Regions from separate parts of the Homo sapiens genome. Here region 2 is linked to region 1. Evidence: read pairs that join two places in POLR2A ChIA-PET (ENCODE). Cell type or tissue: K562. All regions are shown on one strand. Each heading gives the region's core, and the rest is flanking DNA. Links, peaks and the distances in the headings are about the cores only.

Region 1 (8,330 bases), core at 116-8,115:
AAATAATTCAGAAAGGTATCTCATGAAATATACATTCCTCTCCCCAGAAACAACTTGTTTCTTTCCTGAAATTTACTGTGTACACACAATCATATTTATGTCTTGTTTTTTTGTTTTTTTTTTTCTGAGACAGAGTCTTGCTCTGTCACCCAGGCTGGAGTGCAGTGGTGGGACCTTGGCTGACTGCAGCCTCTACCTCCTGATTTCAAGCAATTATCCTGCCTCAGCCTCGTGAGTTGCTGGAATTACAGTTACCCACCACCACACGTAGCTAATTTTTTTTTTTTTTTTTTGTATTTTTAGTAGAGACGGAGTTTCACCATGTTGGTCAGGCTGGTCTCGAACTCCTGACCTCGTGATCTGCCCACCTTCGACTCCCAAAGTGCTGGGATTACAGGTGTGAGCTACCTCACCCGGCATATTTGTCTTGTTAACTGACTTGTGGTGATCCTAAGCTTGTTCAGTGGGGTCACAGGGTGCAGTGTAGTCCCTCGTTATAAAGATCCCCATCTACTTTTCTTTTTTTTTTTTTTTTTTGAGACAAAGTCTCACTCTGTCGCCCAGGCTGGAGTGCAGTGGTGTGATCTTGTCTCACTGCAACCTCTGCCTCCCAGGTTCAAGCAATTATTCTGCCTGGGCCTCCTGAACTACAGGCACGTGCCACCATGCCCGGCTAATTTTTGTATTTTCAGTGGAGATGGGGTTTCACCATGTTGGCCAGGCTGGTCTCAAACTCCTGATCTCAGGTGATCCCGCCTCCTCAGCCTCCCAAAGCACTGGGATTATAGGCGTTGAGCCACCGCACGCGGCCCCCATCAACTTTTCACCTAATGGTTTCATCCATTGAGGATTGTTGTAAGATGGTGATTTTCTTTCCTTTTTTTGGTGATTTTTTAATTAAGTCATCCCTTCTACATTTATTAGCCAGAATCCTTCTGTAAATAATTTTTCATCATCAACTAGGTCTATTTGACCAGAATGAAATACTGATCCTAAAAAGAAAGAAAGGATAGAGGCTTCATTTTTTCTCCCAAAAAGGGTATTTTGAAACTTGTTGTGGGGAGCCAGGTAAAATGGCTATGGCGTGAGGATCACTTGAGGCCAGGAGTTCAAACCAGCCTGGACAACATAGTAAGACCTCATCTCTACAGAAATAGTAATTTTTAAAAAATTGCTGGTTGGCTCACACCTGTAATCCCAGCACTTTGGGAGACTGAGGCAGGCAGATCACGAGATCAGGAGATCGAGACCATCCTGGGTAACATGGTGAAACCCCATCTCTACTAAAAATACAAAAATCAGCTGGGTGTGGTGGCCTGTGCCTGTAGTCCCAGCTACTCGGGAGGCTGAGGCAGGAGAATCGCTTGAACCAGGGAGTCAGAGGTTGCAGTGAGCCGAGATCACACCACTGCACTCTAGCCTGGTGACAGAGCAAGACTCCGTCACACACACACACACACACACACACACACACACACACACACACACACACACACACACACACACACAGTTAGGACTAGGTGCAGTGGCTCATGCCTCTAATCCCAGCACTTTGGAAGGCTGAGGTGGGTAGTTTGCTTGAGCCTGGGAGTTCAAGACCAACCTGGCAATATGCTGAAACCCCATCCCTACAAAAAAATACAAAAATTAGCTGGTCATGGTGGCGCTTGTAGTCCCAGTTACTTGGGAGGCTGAGGTGGAAGGATCACCTAAATCCAGGGAGGTTCAAGGCTGTAGTGAGCCTTGATCATTCTGCTGCCTTCTAGCCTGGGTGACAGAGTCAGACTCTGGCTAAAATAACAATAAAAAAAAGAACGGGGGTTGGTGTCAGGGCTCCTCTAGTTTGAGGTACTTGGGAAACAGGTTGGAGGAGCACTGAAGCACAGGTCGATGCTGCAGTGAGCTATTATTGCATTATTGTACTCCAGCCTGGGCAACAGAGTGAGATCCCATCTTTGAAAACAAACAAAAATTTGTTAGCGGGTCAGTGTTCTTTAAAACATCCAAGCAACTAAAGCACAACCCAAGAAGTGACTAAATCTCAAGCAGCACAAAAAATGTAACCAAGGTTTATGCCTCCAGTATCAGCAGATCTCTACTGGATGGGTATCCAGGGTCAGGAAGCCTGGATCTGTATCTGCAGAGCCAGTGTTTAGCCATCACTGTGATTAGTGGTTCGAGTGATGTTGGGTAACTTCGGTAAACCCTTAGTCTTCACATCTGCAAAATGGAGTAGTTGGTTTAGAATATTCTTCTGTCAAGGACCAGTTAATAAATATTTTAGACTTTGTGAGTAGCAATAGATCTCAGGTCTATTGCATATTCTGTGTGTTTCGACCATTTAAAAATGTAACAGCCATTCTTAGCTATGGGCCATATGAAAACAGGAGATAGGCGAGAATTGGCTTGAAGGCTGTATGTAGTTTGCCAGCCTCGGTTTGGAAACCTATTCAGATCTCTCTCATTTTTTTTTCTATTGCTTCCTCTTTTATTTTTAAATTATATATATATTATATATATTATTTCTGAGACAGAGTCTTTCTCTGTTGCCTAGGCTGGAGTGTAGTAGCATGATATCTCCCCACTGCAACCTCTGCCTCCTGGTTTCAAGTGATTCTCCTACCTCAGCCTCCTGAATAGCTGGGACTACAGGAATGCACCACTATGCCCAGCTAATTTTTGTTTTTTTAGTAGACACGGGGTCTTGCCATGTTGGCCAGGCTGGTGTCGAACTCCTGGCCTCAAGTGATCTGCACACGTTGGCCTCCAAAAGTGATGAGATTACAGATGTAAGTCACCACGCCTGGCTGATCTCTTTCTTTTTTAAGTTCTTTGTTTCTCTATGTAAATACCCTCATACACACAGTTCTAGATGGAGAAAAGAAAACCCTGACAGATTGTCACTTTTTAACTTTATTTTTATATATTTATTTCTGAGATGGGCTTCCTCTATCGCCCAGGCTGGAATGCAGTTGTGCCATCATGCCTCACTACAGCCTCAACCTCCTAGGCCCAAGCAATACTCCCACCTCAGCCTCCTGAGTAGCTAGGACTACAAGTGCGTGCCAGCATGCCTGGCTCTTTTTTTGTTTTTGTTTTTGTTTCATTATGGTAGAGACAGGGTCTCACTATGTTCCTCAGGCTGGTTTCCAACTCCTGGGCTCAAACGATCCTCTTGGCTCAGCCCCCTAGAGTGCTGGGATTACAGGTATGAGCCACCGCAGCTGGCCTCTTTTAGACTTTTAAAGATCTGTCCTGATATTTTGCTCAGGCTTGGTTAAATGTAAACTACAGTCTTCTATCTTTTCTCCAGAAGACTTACAGTATTTCTACACTGGATCAAAGGTTACTTTCTTTTGCTGACTTCGTGAATGCCTGAGAAAAAAGATGCTGTGGGCCTCCTGTGAGAAAAATAAAGTATAGTCATTTGTATAGTTAAAGTCATTACAAATGGTCAAATAATTTCCCTGCAATTTAACTTTCAATCTGGTAATAGTTACATAGTTAAGAACACATGAGCCGGGTGTGGTGGCTCACGCCTATAATCCCAGCACTTTGGGAGGCCAAGGTGGGTGGATTACCTGAGGTCAGGGGTTCATGACCAGCCTGGCGAACATGGTGAAACCCTGTCTCTACTAAAAATACAAAATTAGCTGAGCATGATGGCAGGCTCCTGTAATCCCAGCTACTCGGGAGGCTGAGGCAGGAGAATTGCTTGAACCTGGGAGGCAGAGGTTGTGGTGAGCCGAGATCGTGCCATTGCACTCCACCCTGGGCAACAAGAACGAAACCCTGTCTCAAAAAAACAAAACAAAACAACAACAACAACAAAAAATATATATATAGTAGCAAAATCTTGTCTCCTGTTGACTAACATTTTGCTTTTAAAAAATAATGACCTTAAACCCTAGCCTGTTGGATCACATTGTAACTTTTTTTTTTTTTTTTGAGACGAGTCTCACTCTGTCACCTAGGCTGCAGTGCAGTGGCGTGATCTTGGCTCTGCAACCTCTGCCTCCCAGGCTCAAGCAATTCTCCTGCCTCAGCCTCTCAAGTAGCTGGGATCACAGGCACCCGCCACCATGCCTGGCTAATTTTGTGTTTTTAGTAGAGATGGGGTTTCACCATGTTTTTCAGGCTGGTCTTGAACTCCCGACCTCAGGTAATCTGCCTGCCTCGGCCTCCCAAAGTGATGGGATTACAGGCGTGAGCCACCACCTCCAGCCACACCAAGCTTGTTTTAGAGGTCCTGTGAATGTGGGGTTCTGACGATTATAAGCAGAGCTGGCTGGGTGCGGTGGCTCATGCCTGTAATCCCAGCACTTTGAGAGGCTTAAGTGGGCAGATTGCTTGAGTCTGGGAGTTCAAGACCAGCCTAGACAACATGGTGAAACCCCGTCTTTACTGAAAATACAAAAAAATTAGCTGGGTGTGGCTGCTTGTGCCTGTAGTTTCACCTACTTGGGAGTCTGAGGTGGGAGAATCGCTCAAGCCCAAGAATTTGAGGCCACCCTGGGCAACATAGCAAGATAGTAGATACGGGGTTTTACCACGTTGGCCAGGATGGTCTCGATCTCTTGACCTCGTGATCCACCCACCTCGGCCTCCCAAGGTGCTAGGATTACAGGCATGAGCCACCGTGCCTGACCTCCTTATTACAATATTAAAGAAATACAAGTCTCTTCTGAGGTCAGGCTTGTGACACTTGTTCATTCACAGACGTAACTGGGCAAAGGAGTATGAAAAAGCATCCCACTTGGTATAAGCCATGGGCCTGGTCCAGCCTTCTTCATTTTGGCATGGGGTAGACCCAGAGGGATTGATTGATTGTCCAGCATTTCCTAGGTAGCCTGAACTATGACTCATGGTACACAGCATTTTCCTGGCTTTTATCTGATTTTGTCTTCCTTCCTTTTTTTTTTTTGAGACAGAGTTTTACTCTTGTTGCCCAGGCTGGAGTGCAATGGTGCGATCTGAGCTCATTGCAACCTCTGCCTCCCAGGTTCAAGCAATTCTCCTGCCTCAGCCTCCCGAGTAGCTGGGATTACAGGCACCTGCCACCACGCCTGGCTAATTTTTGTGTTTTTAGTAAAGACAGGGTTTCACCATGTTGGCCAGGCTGGTGTCAAACTCCTGACTTCATGATCCACCCACCTCGGCCTCCCAAAGTGTTGGGATTACAGATGTGAGCCACTGCACCTGGCCTTTGTCTTCCTTTTTTATGAGGACTGATTGCTTAGGTGAGGCAGGTTGGGAGAAAGAGTGAAATTGGTAGAAGATAAGGGCTTGAGGTGGTTGGTTGAGGGATGATTGATTACACGGTGCTCAGCTAATAGCTACCACTTTCTCTCCAGGATAGCATTTTGTGTTAATACCTGCTGTAGTTCTAGTTCTTGCTAGTAAACTAATTGAGCACGCCCTATCCTCACACTGTCCTGAACAGTTTCCCCACATTATCTGGTTTAATTTGAAAACAGCTCTGTAGAAGGCTGGGCACAGTGGCTCACACCTGTAAACCCAGCAGTTTGGGAGGCCAAGGCGGGCGGATCACAAGGTCAGGAGTTCGAGACCAGCCTGGCCAACATGGTGAAACCTCATCTCTACTAAAAATATAAAAAATTAGCTGGGCATGGTGGCACGTGCCTGTAATCCCAGCTACTCGGGAGGCTGAGGCAGGAGAATCGCTTGAACCAGGGAGTCAGAGGTTGCAGTGAGCTGAGATCGCACCACTGCACTCCAGACTGGGCGACAGAGCGAGACTACATCTCAAAAAAAAAAAAAAAAAAAAGTGAAAGCAGCTCTGTAAGGCGTAGGCTTCATTGTCTCTTTTGTTTTGTTTGTTTTTTTGTTTTGTTTTTTGCAATAGTCTCACTCTGTTGCCCAGACTGGAGTGCAGTGGTGCGATCACAGCTCACTACAGCCTTGACCTGTGAGGCCCAAGCGATCCTCCTACCTCAGCCTCCTAGGTAGCTGGGACTACAGCATGTGCCACCATACCTGCCTAATTTTTTGTATTTTTTATAGCGACAGGGTCTCACTATGCTACCTAGGCTGGTCTCAAGCTCCTGGGCTCAAGCAATCTGCCAACCTTGGCCTTCCAAAGTGTTGTGATTATAGGTGTGAGTCACCGTGCCCGGCCCATTGTCTCATTTTTAAAGATAATGCCACTGAACCTCATGAATTTACTATGGCCATTCACGTAGTAAGTGTCACTCAGCTGGGATTCTTGCCTAGACCAGTTTCTCTTCAGGCCAGTCAAGTCTGAAAGCCATGCTTTACTTTTTCTACTGTACTATTCACTTTTTTTTTTTTTTTTTTTTTGAGGCTGAGTTGTGCTCTTGTTGCCCAGGCTGGAGTGCAATAACACGATCTTGGCTTACTGCAATCTCTGCCTCCGGGGTTCAAGTGATTCTGCCTCAGCTTCCTGAGAAGCTGAGATTATAGGTACCCACCACCATGCCCATTTAATTTTTTGTATTTTTAGTAGAGAGGGGGTTTCACCATATTGGCCAGGCTGGTCTTGAACTCCTGACCTCAGGTGATCCACCTGCCTTGGCCTCCCAAAGTGCTGGGATTACAGGCATGAGCCACTGCACCCATTCTCGTACTATCTACTTCTTGCCCTCAAAAATGCATGGAGGAAAAAACATCATTCCCAAAAATGTAATACCAAGTTGCTATTAGTTAATTATTATTATTTTTTTTTTTGAGACAGAGTCTCGCTCTGTTGCCCAGGCTGGAGTGCAGTGGTGCGATCTCGGCTCACTGAAACCTCCGCCTCCTGGGTTCAAACGGTTCTCCTGCCTAAGCCTCCCTAAGTAGCTGGGTCTATAGGTGCCACCATGCCCAGCTAATTTTTGTATTTTTAGTAGGGATGGGGTTTCGCTGTGTTGGCCAGGGTGGTCTCGAACTCCTGACCTCAGGTGATTCACCCGCCTCAGCCTCTCAACGTGTTGGGATTATAGGCATGAACCACTGCACCTGGCCCTAAGTTTTTTTTTTTTTTTTGAGACAGTCTCGCTCTGTCGCCCAGGCTGGAGTGCAGTGGCACGATCTCAGCTCACTGCAACTTCCACCTCCTGGGTTCAAGTGATTCTCCTGCCTCAGCGTCCTGAGTAGCTGAGATTACAGGCGCATGCCACCACGCCCAGCTAATTTTTTTTTTTTTTAGTAGAGACATCATTTCACCATGTTGGTCAGGCTGATCTCGAACTCCTGACCTCGTGATCTGCCCTCCGTGGCCTCCCAAAGTGCTGGGATTACAGGCGTGAGCCACCATGCCTGGCCAAGAAGCCCTTCTTTAGACCTATATGTGGACTCCCAGATTAAGAGCCCCTGTTCATATTCAGTATAGTATGAGAGTTCTTTATATTGGATAATCTGTTCACGGAGTTCTCTGGAAATCTGTAACCAGTTAGGTCATTTGAGTATAAGTAGCAGAGCCACCTGAAGTTGCCCCTATTTCTTTTTGGTTTGTTTTATTTTTATTTTTTGAGACGGAATCTCACTCTGTTGCCTAGGATGGAGTGCAGTGGCATGATGTTGGCTCACTACAACCTCTGCCTCGTGACTTCAAGCAGTTCTCCTGCCTTAGCCTCCTGAGTAGCTGGGACTACAGGCATGTGTCACCATGCCCGGCTAAATTTTGGATTTTTAGTATAGATGGGGTTTCACCATGTTGTCCAGGCTGGTCTCGAAGTCCTGACCTCAGGTAATTCGCCCGCCTTGGCTTCCCAAAGTGCTGGGATTACAGGCGTGAGCTATTGCACCAGGCATGTATTGGTTTCATGTAAGACTTGTAATAACTTGTGTGTGTATTCTTTCAGAGCACAGGCTGGTGAACTGTGGGTTAAGAATGAGAAGGTCATGTGTGGCTACATCAGTGAAGATACCAGGGTAAGATTTATAAAATGCTTTTTTGGTTTTATCTCTCCATACTATTATGGCTAAGTCCTAAAATCAAAAATAAAACAAGGGCGGGGCAGGACACCAAGGTGGGCAGATTGCTTTATCCCAGGAGTTCAAGACAAGCCTGGGCAACATGGAGAGACCCACCTGTACAAAAATTAGCCAGGCATGGTGATGGGTACCTCTGGTCCCAGCTATTCAGGAAGCTGAGGTGGAAGAATTACCGGGATCCTAGGAGTTCGAAGCTGCAGTGGGTCATGATTGCATCACTGCACTCCAGCCTGGGCAACAGAGCAAGACCCCATCTCAAAAACAAACAAAAAACACAAACAAACAAAAATCTGCTAAGCTCTTGACAGCTACTCTTTGCCCACATGTAATATCAAGTTCTCCTGAAACTGTTTTACAGTTGGATTTCTCCA
Region 2 (8,330 bases), core at 235-8,234, 160 kb after region 1:
CCATGCAGTGCTCTTGGGCATGCTGAAGATTTTGATTTTGATTCTTAGAGGTTCTAAGCAAGGAGCAGGTGACAGGATCAGATTTGTATTTTTAAGAGATTATTTTGGCTGTGGTTACAGAAGATGGAAGCGGGGGATGGGATGAGCAAGTGTGAAAGCCGGAGGCCTGTGGGAAGCCAATGTAGATGTCCAGGAAATTCATGATGGAACCTTGGACTGGGGAGGTGATGGGGGGAGGGGAGGAGTGGATGGACTTGAGGGCCATTTAGGAGATAAAATGGACATGATTGGGCCATGGGTTTTGTGGGAAGGATAAGGGTGAGGGAGTTATCTAGGATGACACCCAGGTTTCTGGATAAAACTGTTGCCAGGCAACAGAGAGAAAGCCAGAAGGGAGTGGGGAAGGGGTGGGACACATTTTCCCTTGCAGTTGTTTTTATGCCCATGTTTGCAAAATAAAGGGTGTTGGAGGTGTGGGCGTGCACAGCTCCCTGACTGCCCACCCAAGGATAAGAAGACTGGTTTAAGAAGATTGCATGTTGCAGGGTAAAGGGAGCTAGGTCTTCTACTCTGGGCTCTGCATGCAGGTAACTGTGTGATTTCACTCCCCTGGCCCAGGACTCTGAAACAGACATCCCTCCTTGTCTGGCAATTTCATGGCAAAAAGCAGCCTGAGTCGTATTTGTCCACTCATGCTATTTACAGGACTCCTCCTTGGGAAGTTATTTCTTGTAGATCCACTTTATCCAGAGCCTGAAGGTGAAAAATCATCAAGTCTAGAATGTGAGATCTGAAAGGAATCACAGAGCCCATTTTCCCAATCTTCTAATTTTACACTGGGGCAGCCCCCGTGTCTGACCCATGTCTCTATGCTACTCTACTACCTTGCCTACAGGAAGAGAGGTTAAGGAGTTTGTCCAAAGCCACAAAGCTATTGGGCATAAGGAGGTGACCCCACATTCCTTTTCTTACTTTGGGGGTGGGGATTCTTCTGCAGCCTGCAGTTATTTCCTAGGACAGTGGGGCTAGGTAGAGCTGTGGCGATGAGCTAAGATCATAGACACAGGTGATGCTGAGCATCTGGGGGAATAATTCATCTGAAGCTGTGCCCTGCTGAGTTGGAGTCCTTTCTGACTCTTTAAAGATGCCTCTTGTCATGCACCCAGTCGTGACTCCTGAATATCCTCCTGGGGTTGCAAGATGCTCTTTGCAAAAAAAAAAAAAAAAAAAGGAATGCAGAAAACCCAGCCCACCCCCTGAAAATGAGACATAGAGACAAAAAACATGGTTTGAACCTCACTGCTTAGGTTTCCATGGTGGCTCCACTCTGCTGCCCTTCCCATTGGCTAGGTGTCCTGCTCCAGCTTTAGCAACAGAGACTCAGATACTCATCTCCTTCCTGATTGGCCAGGCTGTGCTGCAGTGCCATGGCAACAGAGGCAGGGGGACCAGTCTCTGCAGAACAACTTGAGTCACCATCTACCTGGGGTGGGCTGAGATCCAGAGAACTGCCTGTGGGGGATGGAAAGGGGAACAGGTAGCCCCCACCTAAGCTCACAGTCAGGTGGGAACCTCCCCGCCACCAGTTGCCCAGGGGTTTTGGAGGCTGGCGGGCTTCTCCTCCTCATCTTGTCTACCCTGTATCTTGCAGCTTCTTCCAGCCTTTTCTTGCTCCATGGGTCCTGTCTCCCTCAGAAGAAAAATCACACCACTAGCAGTGCCAGAGTTTAACTCATTCGCCCAAAGTCGTGCAAGTTACTAATAAAGGCCAGGGTTTGAACTCGTATTTATATTGCCTGGTTTAAAGGCTTTAGAGGGGCTTTGCTAGAGAATCCAGGGGTCCTCTCAGTTTTAATATCTATCCCCTTTTTATTCACCAAACAGCAAATGCATTTCAAAGCAGTCTTTCATCTAAATTATCTCATCATCTCAACAACCCTATGAGTTCGGTAAGTCAGAGATTAATGACCCATTTTATAGATGAGGACACTAGAGCCCAGAGAAGGCAAATTATTTGTTCCATGACACACAGCACATTAGTGCCAGAGCCGGGCCTTTAACCCAGGCCTTCTGAATCCTTGTCAGAGGTCTACCTTCCAAACCACTGACCTATCTATACCAGGGGGGTTCCAGGAGGGTTGGAGGCCCTCTGAGGGCTTCTCTGAGTGGTCTCCTCTGTTACAGAAGCCAGTTAGAATCAGGCAGTCCGTTGTGGACCAAGGGTTCATACCATAGCCCTAGTCTCAGCCAGGCAACCCCTCAATGTGACCCTGGTCTCCAGGAAGGGTCTGTTTTTAACTGCAAACCTTGCTCTTCCCCTCAACCCCCATTTGCCAACAGGTGAAGAAGTACTCACAAGCTTACCTGCAATCGGTTTTACTGTTTCTGTGTGCTTGAAGCTGTGCTGGGCATGCATGTTCTCATTGAATTCTCATCACAACCTTAGGAGTTCGGTCTTCACTGTCCACTCCTAATAGATGCAGAAACTGGTGCTCAGGAAGGTCAAGCCGCATCCCCAAGGTCACACAGTCATGGAGACATAATACCAACACAAGTCCACCTAACCTAAAGGAGCCTGGCTTGAACTACGGTGATGCTCTCTCTGTTCCCACAGAATGCAGAATGATAGCTAAAAGAGGCACCTGGAATCACTCCTGTAATCCCAGCAGTTTGGTAGGCTGAGATGGGTGGATCACAAGGTCAGGAGTTCGAGACCAGCCTGACCAACATGGTGAAATCCTGTCTCTACTAAAAATACAAAAATTAGCCAGGAGTGGTGGTGCATGCCTGTAATCCCAGTTACTCAGGAGGCTGAGGCAGGAGAATCCCTTGAACCCGGGAGGCGGAGGTTGCAGTAAGCTGAGATCACGCCACTGCACTCAAGCTTGGGTGACAGAATGAGACTCCGTCTCAAAAAAAAAAAAAAAAAGAAAAGAAAAGAAAAAGGCACCCTGGAGCTGATTCTTTTTCTCTTGGGTATGCATTTTTTCCTCAACTGAAGCTGTGGCTACTGGACCAATTCCTTGGCACTGGAAAAAGCAGACTCTGAGGACTCTGAGGGACTTGGAAATAGTTGGCCCCTGGGAAGTGACTCAGTGTCCCCAACACTCTCTCCCATTGCCCAGTTTCTCAGCTTGGTGATCTTACAGAAGGGCGTGGCTGGGCTGCTGGTAATTTGCAGCTGACCTGGTGGAGAGAAGCCCCAGTAACTTCCTTGGCCTGAATCTAAGCCCCTGCTGAAAATGAACATTTTGGCAGTTTCCTTTTCTTCCTACTCAACTTGGGCTCCCTGAAGCTCTTGCCCCTGAAACACAGCCCAGACACCTGGCCTGCCCTCCTGCCCTCCCAAGGGCACCGGTTTTGGAAGACACAACCAGGCAGGAGTTCCCACCTGCCACGCTGCTCCCCCAAGCACCACAGCAGCAAGGGGCAGGCACACAATCTCTCCATCAACAATTACACAGCTTCTCTGTGCCAGACACCACACACACAGGCTCAAGGGAGATGGTAGGGAACAAACCATTCTGGCCCCTGCCCTCATGGAAACTGCAGCCTCGTGGCGGAAATGCACTGCAGGTCCATAAGTGAATACATCATGGTTTCAGACAGTGATAAATGCCTTGGACAGGATGAAACAGGATAACGGCATAAACAGCAATTGGTGGGGGTTTGAGGGGGGAGGGAAGGGACTGAAGGGGAAGGGAGCAGGCACCTGAATGAGGAGGAGGCAGTTGTCTTGGTTATCTATAGCCACCTAACAAACCCCCAAACCTAGTGGCTTACAACAACCATTTGTTATTTTTTATGAGTCTGGCTGGCCTGAGTGGTTCCTCTGCCCGTTTCTCCTGGTCACACATGCAGCTGCATTCAGCTGGAGTCACAGCTGAGCTGGAAGGTCCAAGAAGGCCTCTCACACACATCTGGTGGTTGGTGCTGGCTGTTGGCTGGGGTGTCTCAGATCCCTATCACGTGGCCTCCCATCCTCCCGCTGGTAGACCAGCTGCCTTATGTGGTGGTCTAGGAGCAGCATTCCAAGAGGGGGAAGGCACAAGCTTGCAAGATCTCTTGCGGCCTAAGCTCCTGAACTCATAAAGGGTCACTTCTGCCACATTCTGTTGTCAGAGCAAGTCACAAGCCCAGCCCAGATCCAAAGGGCAAGGAAAGGGATGCCACTTCTTGATGTGAGGGGAGCAGCAAAGTATTTGTGGCCTTATTTATGAGACATGATCAGCCGGGCGTGGAGGCTCACACCTGTAATCCCAGAACTTTGGGAGGCCAGGGTGGGCAGATCATTTGAGGCCAGGAGTTCAAGACCAGCCTGGCCAACATGGTGAAACTCCATCTTTGTATTTTATAAATTTATAAATGTATACATATTATATTTTATATAAAAAGAGACATGATCCATATTGCAGAGAGTAACAAAAATGATTTCGAGGTGTACCAAAGTTGTGATTAGTATGAAATCTTTTTTTTTTAATTTTTTGAGACAGGGTCTCACTCCATTGCCCACGCTGGAGTACACTGGCACGATCATAGCTCACTGCATCCTCAAGCTCCCAGGCTCAAACAATCCTCCTGCCTTGGCCTCCTGAGTAGGCATGCACCACAACACCAGCAAGACGCTATCTTGCCCTGTTGCCCAGGCAGGACTATAGCAACACAATCATAGTTCACTGCATCCTCAAACTCCTCATCTCAAGCGATCCTCCCACCTGAGCCTCCTGAGTAGCTGGGACTACAGGAGTGTGCCACCCTGCCTGGCTATTTTTTTCTTATTTTTTGTAGCAATGGGGGTCTCACTATGATGCCCAGACTGGTCTTGAACTTATGCCTGGGGCTGTCTTCCTGCCTTGGCCTCCCAAAGTGCTGGGATTACAGGTGTCAGCCACCATGCCTGGCCTATGTGGCCATCTTTAATCTGCGACATCATCCATGTCGAGATCTCTGGGAAGAGTGTTCCGGGCAGAGGAAAAGCACCTGCAAAGACCCTGGGTTAGGATGGCATCCAGAGACCTGAGCCTTGAACAATGGTGTGATGGTTGATACTGAGTGTCAACTTGATTGGACTGAAGAATACAAAGTATTGATCCTGGGTGTGTCTGTGAGAGTGTTGCTAAAGGATATTAACATTTGACTCAGTGGGCTGGGAAAGGCAGACCCACCTTTAACCTGGGTGGGCACCATCTAATCAGCTGCCAGTGCTGCTAGAATGTAAACAGGCAGAAAAAATGTAAAAGAGAGACTGGTCTAGCCTCCCAGCCTACATCTTTCTCATGTGCTGGATGCTTCCTGCCCTCGAACATCGGACTCCAAGTTCCTCAGTTTTGAAACTGGGACTGGCTCTTCTTGCTCCTCAGCCTGCAGACGGCCTATTGTGGGACCTTGTGATCGTGTGAGTTAATATGTAATAAACTCCCCTTTATATATATATATACACACATATATATACATACACCCATATATATACATATATATACACATATACACATATATATATATATGCCATTAATTATGTCCCTCTAGAGAACCCTGGCTAATACAAATGGGTTCCTCTACTCCCTTAGTTTCCTGTCCTGTAAAGTGGGAACTAAGGATGTCTCCCTGGCTCCTTATAGGAATACAGGATGTAAGATGCTTTGCTTCAAGGCTGGGTTAGGATTTTGGTTATTGGCCAGTGGCAGGGAGGAGAGGCCAACACAGGAGCTCAGCTTGGCTTCCCCCAAGCTCACCAGCGTTTGTTGAGCACTGTCTGGCAGGAAGGCACAGTGCTCAGCACCACAGGTCATAGCTGGGGAGTCTGAGGGTTGCTGATCTTGCCAAGCTTATGGGATAAAAAGATTGCTTGCTGCCCCGGATGTGACTGAGACATACCAGATGCATCTCAGAAGAAAAGAGCTGGGAGGACTGTGGGGCTCAGGGAAGGCCTGGAGGAGATGGGGTTCCAACAGGGCTTTGAGGGGCACATAGGATTTGGCTGAAGGAGGGGAAACTGTTGATAGGAAAAGTATAAGCGGCTGTGGAATTTAGTAATTCAGTGCAACAAATGTTTGCTGAACCCCTACATACGCCACGTGAACGGGACAGACAGAGGCACTGTGAGGATCCAGAGGAGACACAACACAGGTCTTGAAGTGATGATGCTTCAGAGGCCTGAGGATGAGTCAGGTCAAGCACAGTGGGGCACTGGGAGGAGGAGATGATACCAAGAGGGTTCCAATGAAAGGACATCTGCAAAGGACAGAGGGGAGGGAGGGCTTGAGTTTCTCAAGTAAAGGCAATGAGCTGTGTCTAAAGCAGAGGGTCCATGTGGAAGAGAGTGGAGGGATGAGCTCAGGGCCAAACTGGTCTCATGGGCTAACTAAAGACTTCGTCCTTTTTCCTGGCCAGGCGCGGTGGCTCACACCTGTAATCCCAGCACTTTGGGAGGCCAAGGCAAGCAGATCACTTGAGGCCAGGAGTTCGAGACCAGCCTGGCTAACATGGTGAAATTCTGTCTCCACTATAAATACAAACATTAGTTGGGCATGGTGGTGCATGCCTGTAGTCTCAGCTACTCAAGAGGCTGAGGCAGGAGAAACGCTTAAACCTGGGAGGCAGAGCTTGCAGTGAGCTGAGATGGTGTCACTGCACTCCAGCCTGGGCGACAGGCTTTTGAGACTCCGTCTCAAAGAGAAAGGAAGAAAAAAAAGGCTTTGTCCTTTTTCCTGAGGGCAATGTATGTAGGAACACCAGATTTAGCAAATTAAAATACAGGTTGTCCTGTTAAATTTGGATTTCATATGAACAACAAATAATTTCTGTAGTATGTGTATGCAATTTCTGGGACATTCCTATACTAAAATATTATTCATTGTTTGTCTGAAATTCAGGGGTTTTTTTGTTTTTCTTTTTGTTTTGTTTTGTTTTTAAGACAGGGTCACATTATGTTGCCCAGGCTGGCCTCAAACTCCTGGCCTCAAGCAATCTTCCTGCCTCAGCCTGTTGAGTAGCACTACGGGTGTGTGCCACCATACCCAGCTTGAAATTCAGTTTTAACTGAGCCTCCTGTATTTTCTCTGGAGACCTTAAGTGTGGGATCATGGAAAGGTTTTAAGCAGGGCGAGGACAAGGTCAGATTTACGTTTTGGGAAGCTCCCAGGATTCGTGGGAAAATAGACTGGAGGGAGACCAGGAAGGGGCGGGGGATGAGGTTCCTCCTATTGTCCTGGCCAAAGAAGTGGAGGTCACCACCAGGAATGGGGCCATTGCATCATGTCTTCCAACACATCTGCCTCCCGGACTAGGCATGTGGCCTTGGATAAACCCTAGCTGATGAAGCCCCAGAGGGCTGCAGGCCAGTCAGACCCCAGCTGTGCCATGTGAGCCCCTGGCATGGTTTACTCCCTCCCAGATGCTCATCTGCCAAACAAAGGGGTCAGATGATCAGAGAGATTGTCCATGAGGGCCCTTCTGCTTCTGCCATCCTGGGGCCCTCCACCCATCCTCTCTCTGATACCTCTCCTGGCGTGGGCCCACCAGGGTGAAAAGTCCAAACCTGAGATGCTTGGCTCCCAGGTCATCCTTCCTGTGCCTCCTTGCTCCTTCTTCCCTCCCACCATCACTCTGCCCAGTGAATGCCTGAAGGGACCCCGTGTCTCCTCTCTCCAACCTCAGGTCCCAGGCCTGGTTTTGGAGAAGGGTCTCAGCCTGTGTTGACAGCCTGCGATGGGTGAAGCTAGGTCTTCGGCATCACTCGTTTCATTGAATCTTCACAGCAGTGCTACAAGGAAAGCATCATTCCCATTTCACAGATAAGGGGGACTGAGGCTCAGCAGTGCACTTGCTGACCCAGTCACACAGCTGTGCAGGGGGCAAACCTGGAGTGGAGTCCAGGTTGGGCTGGCACCAGTGCTCTGCTCTCCCGCTGTCTCAATGGAATGTACCCAGGAGCCCCTAATCCCCCATTGATTTAGTGTTCGGGCTTGGTCAGCAGTCTTCTTGTCCCACTGCAGGCATGTGCAGCCCCGGCTCTTTCTGAGTTAAGCCAGGGACTGAAATGGGTCGGCAGAATGCTCATCTGTTGGGCGCTTTATGGTTTATAAAGCCCTTTCCCTTCTGTGCCCTCCTCACAACCCCATGGAGACTCTGCACGGCCCCTCCAGCTCTTAGAGGCTGCATTTTGCGCAGTGAAGGCCACATTAAATATTAACAGGGCAGCTCCTGGCCCCGCTGTGACGTCAATTACGGGGCCGCTTGGTGAGGGCTGCGGATGCCTTTCCAAGGTGAAGCGGTGACCGGAATTCAGCTGGCTTGAATGGTGTCCCAGGAGGCTGGCTGTCAGGACTCGG

What was found. ChIA-PET counts read pairs that join two places held together with the same protein. Peaks named below come from ENCODE experiments on the same cell type or tissue, not always from the same donor. Only the 100,000 strongest peaks of a DNase experiment are listed, where the experiment ranks them.
Region 2: POLR2A ChIA-PET joins it to region 1 with 5 read pairs; 3 of 35 experiments call an interaction of 5 or more read pairs at or near these places.

The regions. Positions count from the first base shown.
Region 1 is chr22:31,770,273-31,778,602 of GRCh38, forward strand. It overlaps DEPDC5 (DEP domain containing 5, GATOR1 subcomplex subunit), which reads left to right. Exons shown (of 43, transcript NM_001242896.3): 8 at 7,827-7,896. Among named protein-coding and RNA genes, the nearest start is that of DEPDC5, 20 kb to the left of the region's middle. In K562, for the core only: no CTCF peak of the experiment used is centred there; a DNase peak (open chromatin) is centred at 4,829.
Region 2 is chr22:31,925,799-31,934,128 of GRCh38, forward strand. It overlaps YWHAH-AS1 (YWHAH antisense RNA 1), which reads right to left. Exons shown (of 3, transcript NR_171018.1): 3 at 7,725-8,330. It overlaps LOC105372998 (a long non-coding RNA gene), which reads right to left and starts at 4,295. Exons shown (of 3, transcript XR_001755494.2): 1 at 2,365-4,295; 2 at 1,301-1,512; 3 at 1-753. It overlaps LOC124905102 (a long non-coding RNA gene), which reads left to right and starts at 1,476. Exons shown (of 2, transcript XR_007068064.1): 1 at 1,476-1,564; 2 at 1,652-1,786. RefSeq lists a silencer at 1,312-1,512. In K562, for the core only: no CTCF peak of the experiment used is centred there; a DNase peak (open chromatin) is centred at 1,413.